2 separate regions of the Homo sapiens genome follow, and region 2 is linked to region 1. The links are chromatin loops, found by intact Hi-C in ENCODE. Cell type or tissue: chondrocyte. All regions are shown on one strand. Each heading gives the region's core, and the rest is flanking DNA. Links, peaks and the distances in the headings are about the cores only.

Evidence for each region. Hi-C counts contacts between places; a loop is a spot of excess contacts. Peaks named below come from ENCODE experiments on the same cell type or tissue, not always from the same donor. Only the 100,000 strongest peaks of a DNase experiment are listed, where the experiment ranks them.
Region 2: it touches region 1 in a loop (4-fold over the local background); 2 of 110 quality-filtered maps call a loop at or near these places.

What each region holds. Positions count from the first base shown.
Region 1 is chr2:209,769,803-209,774,802 of GRCh38, reverse strand. It overlaps UNC80 (unc-80 subunit of NALCN channel complex), which reads right to left and starts at 2,971. Exons shown (of 65, transcript NM_001371986.1): 1 at 2,639-2,971; 2 at 1,661-1,709. The coding sequence starts at 2,730. RefSeq lists an enhancer at 911-1,412. In chondrocyte, for the core only: no CTCF peak of the experiment used is centred there; a DNase peak (open chromatin) is centred at 3,042.
Region 2 is chr2:210,196,507-210,202,996 of GRCh38, reverse strand. All of the region lies in intron 8 of ACADL (acyl-CoA dehydrogenase long chain), which reads left to right. Among named protein-coding and RNA genes, the nearest start is that of ACADL, 26 kb to the left of the region's middle. In chondrocyte, for the core only: CTCF peaks have their summits at 3,389 and 3,627 (motif pointing right); no DNase peak of the experiment used is centred there.

The DNA of each region.
Region 1 (5,000 bases), core at 1-5,000:
GCATAATGAGAGATGTAGTATTTTGCTTTAAGAAACTAGATAAAGGCCTTTAGATATGTTGGTGATATAAATACAAATATTATAAAATCATCAGCCCTCAGATATCTAAGTATTCATTAAGTAAAGGATGCATATATTAGACACTAAAAGATTATAAAGAATTTATACACTCTAATGAATATATTGTAGAGGATGAGTTATGCATTTCATAATCTCAGAGTATTCCGGGTAATGTCATTTTCTCATTAAGTGTCACTAATACAACTTTTAATAATTTTTTTAAAACTTGGGAAATTGTTTTCTATATTGAGATATATATATATCTATCCCTATCTATTAACGTAACTTTTTGATATTGTGTGACTGCATTAAAAATGCCAAAAATATCTTCGCCAAGAACAGAGAAAGTCAGGATTATTTTAAGCTAGTATAATTGTCAGCATGGTTAAGAAAGTCTGAGATTTCAAGTGTCAAATTACTCTAACAAGCTAAATTCAATGACAAATTCCATTAAAAGGTCCTTATAAGAAAGTTATATTTTAAAAAATGTGTTTGTGACAACATTGAAAGATAGGAGATGCAACAAAACAAATTCCTACGTGAGTGGGCATGTATGTGTTTAACTTTCCAGTTGGCTTCCATCAGAATTTTTTGCCCTAACACATCTCAGAGCTCCTTACCACAAGGTCATCCACATAGCTATTTGTAAATATGCATGGCAATATCCAAATTGGTAGATTTCCATTTTTAGGTTATAATATATGCAATGTAAAGACTTTTAGGTAAGCTCCAAATATTAATGAAGGCTGTGAAAAGTCCATTTCAATTTTGCTTCATGATTTCATGTCTTATTTTCTCAATTTGTGAAACAAGAATTTGTAGGGATATAAGATTCCCTTAGAATCTCAGGACAAATGCATTTTATTTTGTATAAATATTAACAGTATTATTTTCACAATTATTTTATATTATTCATTTTTAGAATTGGAGAACATATGCAAGACATAAAAGTGCAGAAATGCATATATTTTGTTCAAGTAGTTCTTTCACAGGCACTCCATCATATGAACTTCCACTATAAGTCTCAGTTTTGTTGATTAAGGATTCGACTTCACACTTGCAGGTGGCAAAAACACCCTACACCACCTGGTTCCCTGTTATCTCTCTGCCTTCTCTTCTACCACTCGATCCCGCCCCACCCTTTCACTTATTCCCCAGTAGGTGCTAATTTCCTTTAACATGTTTCCTCTGCTCTTCCCTCAGCTGTCCTTCCCTCCCTTCCCCTTGTGTCTTTGGCCAAGGTTCACATTAATGGGTAGATAAGCCTTATCTATCCATTCTTATAAAACTCCCCTCCCTAGTGCTTCCTAGTATTTCTTTTTGCTTAATTTTTCTCCATAGTGCTTACCACCATCTGGCTTACTATGTATTTACTTATTTGTTTGTGGCTTGTCCCCTTTCTACTAGGATGTAAACACTGTATTTGTTTTTATCATTGTTCTATTCCAGCACAGAGAATTGTGCCTGGCACAGAGTGGGTGATCAATAATATTTGCCAAGTGAATTAATATATATAGTCCGTTTGATTTAAAATCTGTCTTTGGGTTCAAACCACCACACAGAATAGGGAAATAATTATTAAATGGTGAAAATCACATACCACACAAGAAGCTTCATATTGCTTCCCCAGTTTGGGCCTCAAAAATGCACTGAAAAATTAATAGAGATATTTGTTAATAAACATAAGTAAAATTATTATTAAAGCATCCTTGTGACGTATTTTTCAATGAATAAGACAGGATGCTATGAAATTCAAATTTCATGCTTCCTTATAGCTTTTTAATGAGCAGGTGTTGAACAGCTGATGACATTTTCTTTTACACGTGTAATTGCATATATGAAAGAGAAGTGGATCTCGATGGTTTTCGGTATCCACTCTTAATCTGAAGACTTCTAAGATTTTAAATCGCCAGTGGTCAGAAGTGGTGCATTACTTACGTGTACAGTCATAATAAAAACTGAAAATTGAACACGGCTTATGGGTCATAATTTCCAGAATCTAATATCTTATCTGATAAATCTCTAAAATAACAATAATAAAGAAAACCTTTTCTGTTTATTGGAATAGGTGTCAGGCCTTTCCGGGGTTGTGGGGGAAGGTCCCTTATCACAAATCCTCAGGAGATTTAACTGGGGAGATTAATCTGAGCAAAACGGTTAACAAGTGGGCATAGCAGATATTCGCCAAACAGGAGCTGGAAAAACAACAGGTCACTGGGCTAGAATTACAGCAGGAGATGGAGGGGGAATTGGACGCAGGAGCACAACCAGTCATAATTATCTAGCTCCCCGCCCCCTCTTCCCAGGCTCTCTGCCCTCCCACCCCCTAAAATAATGTATACATTTATGCGACAACTGCCAATCTGCTTGTCGTCAAACTTCACTGAAATATATACATATATATACATATTTTAATGCGTGTTTTTAAGCTGGTGCAGAGGGCTTGTTTTCCAGCCCCAGAGAGGGAGCTGCAGGCTGTGGCGCGGCCTCAGCGGCGGCGGCGGCAGCGGCGACCCGGGCGGCCCCAGGAGCGCCCCCAGCCCAGGGCGGCCCGCGGTGCGCCCTCTGCGCCCCTCACCTGGTTTGCCGCCACAGGAAGGTCTGGATGGGCAGGGGGATGCCGCGGCCGCCGTCCTGCTCCTGGCCCTCGGAGCTCTTCCTCTTCACCATAATGGTGGCTCCCGGGAGTCCTACTGCAGGACCCAGCTCTGTCTCCTCGCTAGCCGCCGCCGCCGCCTCCTCCCGCTGCTCCCAACTCTCATCCCCTCCTTCCCCGAGGCAGAGCCGGCTCTCTCCGCCCTGATCCCCCGTGCCTCTCCCCTCCCCCCACCCCTCCCCGCGCGTGGAACATGGCTGCGGGAGGAGGGGAGGGCTGGAGGAGCCGCGGAGCGAGGAGGGGGGCGCTCGGAGCAGCGGTCCGCCTCGCCGCCCCCGCACCCGCTCCCTGCTTTCAGCACCTCCCACTGTGGACAGCGGCCCGCGCCGGGCTGCACGGCCGGAGAAGCGAATCCGGGGCAGCTTGAGCCGCAGGGGTACGGCCCAAGAAGTCCACGCTCCGCATCGCAGGCGCTCGTCCCCTGCGCGGCCTCTTCAGCCCCCGGAATTCGGCTTTCCCCGCTCCGAGCTGCACTCAGGAGTGTCCCCTGTCCTGCTTTCCAACCTCAGCATCCAAACTGTCGCCGTCTGGGTAGGAGGAGCTTTGGGGAACCGCAGAGCAGTCGCTAACCCTGGCATCATTCTCACCTCCAGCAAGGAGATCAGGAGTCCAGGGGTTAGCCGGAGGAACACATGAAAATTATTAGAAGTGTAAACCAGGAAGGTGAGGCAAGGTTGGCAAGTGAGAGGAAGCTTGAAAGATCTTAGATATGAGAAGTTATTTTTATATGATAACCACAAGAAATAAACCTTGTTTGTTTTCCTAAAGCAGGAATACAAAGTTCCCAAAGTAACCAGTTGTGGATATCAGTTAATTGCAAATTGAGGAAGAACATTTGAATCATGCTGTGAGGAAATGTGGTTTATTACAGTCCATTAAATGCACTTGGGTGATCCTGTTCGCCCCCAGTGATAGCTACCATTTTCCTTCAGTTGTAATAGTCAAATGCTTATATGTTACATATATTAATATTTTATAGTTGGATTGCTGTTAGATATATTATCTAGGAGTAAAACAAGTAGGCCGGGGAGGGGGGTGAGGTGGGGTGAAGCAATCGGAATAGTAACTACCTGCAATTCCTCCTCCTCCCCCTCCTCCTTCTCCTTCTTCCTCCTCCTCCTCCCCCTTCTCCTCCTCCTCCTCTTCTCCTCCTTCTCCTTCTTTCTTCTTTCTTGTTCTTTGACGGAATCTCGCTCTTCAACCAGGCTGGAGTGCAGACGTGTGATCACGACTCACTGCAGCCTTGACCTCCCAGGCTCAAGAGATCCTCTCAGCTCAGTCTCCCCAACAGTTGGGACTACAGGTGTGCACCACTACTCCCAGCTAATTTTTTATTTTTGTAGAGATGGGGGTCACACTATGTTTCCCAGGCTAGTCTCAAACTCCTGGGCTCAAGCAATCCTTTCACCTTGGCTTCTCAAAGTTCTGGGATTACAGGCATGAGCCACCATGCCTGGCCTCATCTTTTAGAGCAAAGATATTGGTGTAATCCATGAAATGAAGAATCAGACTCCAGGTCCTAATCTCAACAGATGTAATATTTCATATATAATTAACAGCATAGTATATATCAATATTTTTTGCCATAGAAATAAATTCTTCATTTACTTTCTTGAAGTTATCTTTTATTATGAATCTCAAAAATATGGATCTTATGATCTCAAATATGGATCTTGAAACAAAGAAAGATTCTAAGTACAGTTTACTCAAGGCATATTTATTGAGTGTATTTTATATACTCATAGCTCTATGGAGCTATATGGACTCTTGCTCACAAGGAAGTCTGAATATTAAGAGAAGACAGACATGAAAAGAGAAAAGAATCATGGGAGATACGAATGCAGATTCAGTTATGAACAAAAGGTCAAGGCAGAAATTATGTGTAGGAATCAGATGGAGACTTTGTATGACAGGCTAGAAAGTTTTCCTAGAAGGCCTTTAAGCAGAGAAGTAGAAACTTCATATCCATTTAAGTGTGAATGACATGACAGGAATGTAGGGATTATTTGAAACAGGCAAAAGTTGTATTAGGAACCCCAGTATGAAGATTAGAGAAATGTTTTATGAGATCCTGAACCCTGATCATAATAGCAGAACTACAGACAAGGGGGTGAGTTTGAATAATATTGCAGAGGTAGAATTAATAGGATATGATGACCAAGTGGGTATGGGAAAAGAAAAATAGCACATTGGTTAAGAGCTTAGGTCTTGAGCCAGACAGTTTTGGCTCTAGCCCTACCATTAACTAAATATAATATCCTAGAAAAGTGAAAAAACTGCTAAG
Region 2 (6,490 bases), core at 655-5,654, 430 kb before region 1:
TTCATGGAGTAGGGAGTGGGATCAATTGCTGCTTAGGGGAAAAATAAGACGAAGGGCAAAGAGTGTTCATTGAATACAATGATATGGAGATTATTTAGTAAGAGCCATTAATGGAGGTGGAGGGTGACACACCCGATGAGTAGATAGAAATGAGGACGTAAAACAATACTGATGGTAGGCAACTCTTTCCTGAGTTTGGCTGTGAATGGTAGTTGAGAGAAAGGGTGGTAAGCGAAGAGGGGAGGGGAAGGAGATTTGAGATTCAAGGGAGATATTTGGGAGTTATTAATTTTTTGTCGTTATTTTTAGGATGGGAATGCGGGTGCATATTTTAATACCTGTATATAAAGAAAGGATTTAATAAAGAGGGAAAGGTTGTAGATAGGAAGGAAATAATCAACTGCGTAAGGTCTTTGAGAAAGGGTGAGTTTGTGGATGCTGACACATGGAAAGATAGGCCTTCCCATCAACAGGAGAGGGATTCCTTCATTTGCACAGGAAGAAAGGAGCAAAGGACATCTATGAGTTCAGACAGATACATCACTCTGTTGGTAGAAAACTACAAAAGTTCTTTATAGAAGACTTCTATTTCTTTAAATAACGTGGCCAGGCACACTGACTCACGCCTGTAATCTCAGCACTTTGGGAAGTTGAGGCAGGCAGATCACTTGAGGTCAGGAGTTCGAGACTAGCGTGGCCAACATGGTGAAACCCTGTCTCTACTAAAAATACAAAAATTAGCCAGGCATGGTGGTGCACACCTCTAATCCCAGCTACTCGGGAGGCTGAGGCAGGAGAATCACTTGAACCCAGGAGGTAGAGGTTGCAGTGAGCCAAGATCGCACCACTGCACTCCATCCAGCCTGGGCTACAGAACAAGACTCCATCTCAAAAATAAACAAATAAATAAATAAATAACAATAGAGAAAGTCCTTGAAAGACAGGTGAGTGAAGGAGGCATGGAGGTGTTGCAGAAGGGTGAGGGAGGTATGAAATATCTTCTTCAGAATGAGAAACTAAACTACTTTCTGCTTTTTGTGTATCAATCAGCTTTATGATAAGAGTTTAGCTTCCCAGGTACAAACATAGAGAAAAGACAGATGATTGTGTTTACCTAGGATTGAGTTTTCCCAGGAACTTGAGGGTTTTTGCAAAAGAACTCAGTATATAGTGGCCGCAGTCACTAAATATGCTAATTAAATTTTAGACCCTATAGTTTCTTTTTAAATGAAGGAATAGTTTATAATTCCTTCATGTGGTCATCAAATTGGCAAAACATCTCACCAGCAAAAAACCTGGAGTTGGGATTTGACTTAAAAATTTTTAAGTAGAATGACTGGCTGAAAGGCTTTGTGAAGGGAAAGGTAGAAATGAAACAACTTGGTGGCTTTTCAGAACCAGCATTCTAGAAATTATGTTCAAGTGTGGTTTATGTCCTAACACAGCTACTTGAATCTCCGTAGTCTAGTCGTGTTCTCTCTCTCAAAAATAGTTTCCTATTTGTAAATATATAAAATGTATTTGATTTGCAAAATTGTAAAATTTTGACTATAAATCTTTAAAATTTATAACGTTTGTAAATATTTATAAAATATTTTCCTACTTGTGAATATCAGAGACTGCCTCATAGCGTTGTTGTGAGGATTATGTTGTAGAAAAAACTGGGTTCTTGTCACAGGACCAGGATAATTTGGGCACGCAGACACATTGTAGATTGAGTAGGGCAGGGTTTATTAAATGAAAAGGAGAAAGGAACTCTCAGCAAAGTGAAAGAAAGTCCTGCGAGCAGTTCTCCTGCCTCACAGATTGAATCCTAGGTCATCACACAGGAACAGGAGAGGCTAGGCTCCTCTCCTCTGCAAACAGTGTGAACTTCCCGAGGCTCCACCCCGTCCTCCCAGTGCACAGGTGGGCATTATTCAGAAAGGATCAGTTGGGAAAGGGCAGGCTTCATCTGGGACCAGCAGTCGGGTTTTTCAGCCTTTAGGCTGTTTAGGCTTGAAGGCAGGGTTTCACCAGAGACCCTCGGCTGTCTCCTGTCTCTATCAATTAGATGGGGTAATATACATAAAGCGCTTGGAATATTGCCTGGCAAAGTAAGCCCACATTAAAATTAGCTGTTATCCTTATTTTATTCCTTACATAATGCCTTGCTCCATTTTGTTTCAATATGGGAGACCTTTTTACCATCTACTTCCTCTTGCTCTTGATCTAGACCCTCTCTTTGTCGTTTTGGGAACTGTTTGCTACCGGTATTGTCATCAAATTAACTTTTTCCATCCTGAAAAAAAGTCTTTACATCCTAACTTTTCTTATTGACATAACAAACCTAAAACAGTTGTTCTGAATCTCTAAAAATGAGGTACACTCAATCAAGAAAACATTTAACAAAACAGTATGACTTGACTTGATTAAATTCTGATTTCCTTAAGAGCAAGGATGTTATACTTTATATTCCCTTTCATTTATGGATCACTGATTTACACGTATCAGAGGTTCTCAGTGAATGCCCTTTCACTCAGGTGTTTAGAAATGTCAGGAATGAGGTGGAGGTGGGTGTGCACAGTTGACTGGAGGTATAACTTGTATAGTGCCCTGGAGGACAGTGTTGTTAAATGTCCTGTAATTCACATTTGGATTACAACTAATTGTGTCACTCAAAATATCAATAATTTCCCATTGAGAAAAACTGACATATATGATTTTTTCCTTTTTGGTTCACTGAACAAATATATATTGATTGCCTCCTAAGGGTAATGTGTTCAACTGTAATTTGATGGGTGTAACTCTAGAAACACATACTACGCTCCTGGCAATATGAAGGAAGTGTTACCACTTGATATCACTCTGATTTTCTCAACTGTACCCAAAGTGGAATGAGTATCATTTGCTTCTGAAATCCAACCACCACCACTTAAACATCAAAAATGTTTACTAAAACACTTATACCAAGGCCAGGCATAGTGGCTCACACCTGTAATCCCAGCACGTTGGGAGGCCTAGGCAGGCAGATTGCTTGAGCCCAGGACTTTGAGACCAACCTGGACAACGTGGCAAAACCTCATCTCTACAAAAAATACAAAAATTAGCCAGGTGTGGTGGTGTGTGTCTGTAGTCTCAGCTACTCAAGAGGCTAAGGTGGGAGGATCGCTTGAGCCCTGGAGGCAGATGTTGCAGTGAGCTGAGATCTCACTATTGTACTCTAGCCTGAGTGACATAGCAAGACCCTGTCTCCCTGCTCCCCACAAAAATGAATACAAAAACAAAAATATACCTTTAGCCTTATTTTGGCTAAAGGTATAACAGTTGAACCAAAAGACATGTTTCCATTCCTTTGGAAATCTACATTTCCTGTGTTTATGAACTTAATACTAGATTACAACAAGGATGACTATATTATTACCCAGATTGCCTGAATGGCTCAGAAGGCATGTAATTTGACATTTAACCATGAAGGAAATAGGAAAGTGGTCCATATTGTTTTCTCATAGGGGAAAAATATTCTTTTAAAATATATATTTATTGTATTTTAATAGCAAAAAATAAATAACTTTAATCATTCCTTTTTAAAGAAGTATCATTTTATTGTTGCCTTCTTTCAAAGTTAGTTCCCTAAACTTTCAGTAGGTGGCAGTAGCATTCTACTTCCACAGGTCACATTATTGATAGCTAGTAGTATTGTTTTCCAAGTAAGTTTATATGTTCTGAGATTTCTGAGATATGTCTTCTGATCTTCCTATTTTATCTAAATAAATATATTTGAATAATATTTTCATATTTCAAGCTAGGAGTATATTCAGAGATGATGAATAACCGATACTGTACATACCTATACCTTGTATTCAAGAGCTGGGTACACTATGGATCTAGTTATTCAATTGAAATAGAAGAGCTTTAAATGTTACAATATACTTGGCCACATGTCATTTTATAACTATATAACTATTCAGTTTCCATTCTCTTTGTTATCCTTGAATTTTGGACATTTTGGGGCTTTCTGACCAGTTGAAATGCATGTCACAAAATTTATTTTCTTTTTAGAATAGAAACCTACGTATGGATGTAGCAATAATTATTAGGATTTTTAAAATCTATGCTCTCCATAGTTTATGTCGATCTTATGGTTTTTTGCGGAATAGACAATAAAACAGTAAAATCCAGATGTTAAATAATAATGGATATTATTGCTTGACTGCTCCCTATCTGCCAGACACTGCTAAGTGAATGGTCTCATTCTTTTTCTTCACAAATCTATATAAGTATTTTAATTATTTTTATTTTACAGTTAAGGAAATTAAGGTATAGAGAGGTTAAGTAACTTGCCCCAAATTACACATATATTCTAATTCCAGAACCTACACTCTTTACCTATATACTGTTATTACTGCCCAGAAGTGCAAAGCAGATGGGCCTTTTTTCTTTTCCTATTTCCTTCACTCAGTGGGCAACGAAGTGAAAATGGAATGTTTTTTCTAATCTAATGAGAGCTCTTGGTTAGTCATTTCCTGTGTGGTATGTGTTCTTAATTCTAAGGGCATAAAGAATTAGGGAGAGGAATAGAGAGGAAAAAAATAATACTTCTTCTTGACATGTGTCTAAAATGGGAATATCCAGTTTTTAAGACCTTGAGCATGGGACTAATTAACTATCAAATAGCAAACCTAGTGTGTTTCATTTTATATTTTAACCATAATATGTGAGAGCAACTGATGCTGTTGTTTAAATGAATACTGGGCTAGATAACCTCTCCAAGGTGTTCTCCATTTCCATAATTCTAAGAATTCTGTCATTCAGAACTCTGAAAAAGACTCCATCCAGCCCACTTAGTAACTTCAGAATAATTTTTAATGCTAGCTGCAGTATTATTTATTAACAAATATAAATGACTTAAAAATACTGCTATGACCTTGTCGATCATTCACTAAGAGCACTTGACTAGTAATGTGTGGTCTAATTTTTAGTTGCCTTTGATTAGAGGATGATTTCAGAAAGCATAATGCAGTGTCTGCAGTGAAAAGCAAAGACCAAATCTGTTTAGTAACGCTCAACCCAATGGCAAGAATATGTAAATATTTAATCTTTTTATCCTCAGAGAGTAAATTATGTACTCTTGGAGACATTATTCTCTCAGACCTCTGGACTTCACTGAATGCACTGATGCAAGAATTCTAAATCATTCCATTCTGGTTTGAAGTTTTACTTCAGCTTCTAGAAGTTTCCAGCATTTACAAAGGAATGACTCTTGTATGAGAGAATCAGGCTTAGATATCTTTACTCTTTCATATTGTAAAGACAGTGCATAAATTCCCAAATGTGGCATCATGTAGGCAAAAAAATATCTTGAGACTTGTTGGATCCACCCTTATTTTCCAAATAAAGTGTCATACATAGTGTCATTGAACTAAACTAGGAGTAGGCTTAGAAACCATCTTCAGGGATTTTCATGGAATACTCATCTGTTTTCGATATATAGATTATTTGCCTATTTTTTTCTTTTTTTGTTCCATCTTTATATTGTCTAAGAGTAAACTTCAATGTGTGGGTTGGGAGTGGGAAACTTTGTGCTGATTAAAGGGTAGATATTTGACCTAATTAAATATATGATGAATAGAAATGGAGATAGAAAAAATTAAGGGAAACAATAAGCGGGGAAGAAAGTTTTGATGTGACCCAGCATGTTCAGAACTAGAGGCCAGAATACAGAGATGGAAGGAGTGGGGTGCCAACCTTCTCATTGCTTAGTTTTGGAATCATTCGATGCCAGTTACATTCTCTGTTTCTAGAACAGGGTGAAATAAAACCAGGGGAAAGACAGTCAGTTGGAGTTTTCATCAGCACAGTAGTTATGTTGATATACCTGTAAGGAATCTGCCCCTCAGAGCTTTACTCCACCTGATACACCCTGGTCTTGCTTGGTCCTGGGTCTTTTTACACTCCCATTCTACTCTTTTCCAGAAATGGTAAGTATCAAAACTGTCCCAACCAACAATGACAGTGAAAGAATCAGTTTTATAACTTGAGAATTGCTGTAGCCAGCATTAAAAGCAGACCATGTATCTTCTGAGAATGTGTCCCACCACCCTCCTTTGAGAACACAGCTGTGGCTTTGGACTTGGTAGTACCTAGGTGGGATGTGTTTAATTTCTAGTTTGAGTTTCACTGCACCACCTTTGCCTGTAACTTTCCATGTATATGCTATTAGCCACAGTGAAGTTCTTACTCATTTCACAGCAGAATGATCAGAACTGTTTCTATCTGAATTTTCACAAAGAAGATAGGCCAGCTGACCATATCTGGGCCTTGGACCTAAGAAATCAACTAGAATGGAGTATACTTTTGGAGCTACCCAAAGTGGGAACCCAGTATTTCAAGTTCAAGCCAATTTCCTGAGGGAGGCTCAAGAGTCAGTGCCAAAGAGAACAGATATACACTCCAAGTTCAGAGTGTGAGAGCCTAGAGTCAGGAATGAAATAAAGCTTGATTGAAGCAA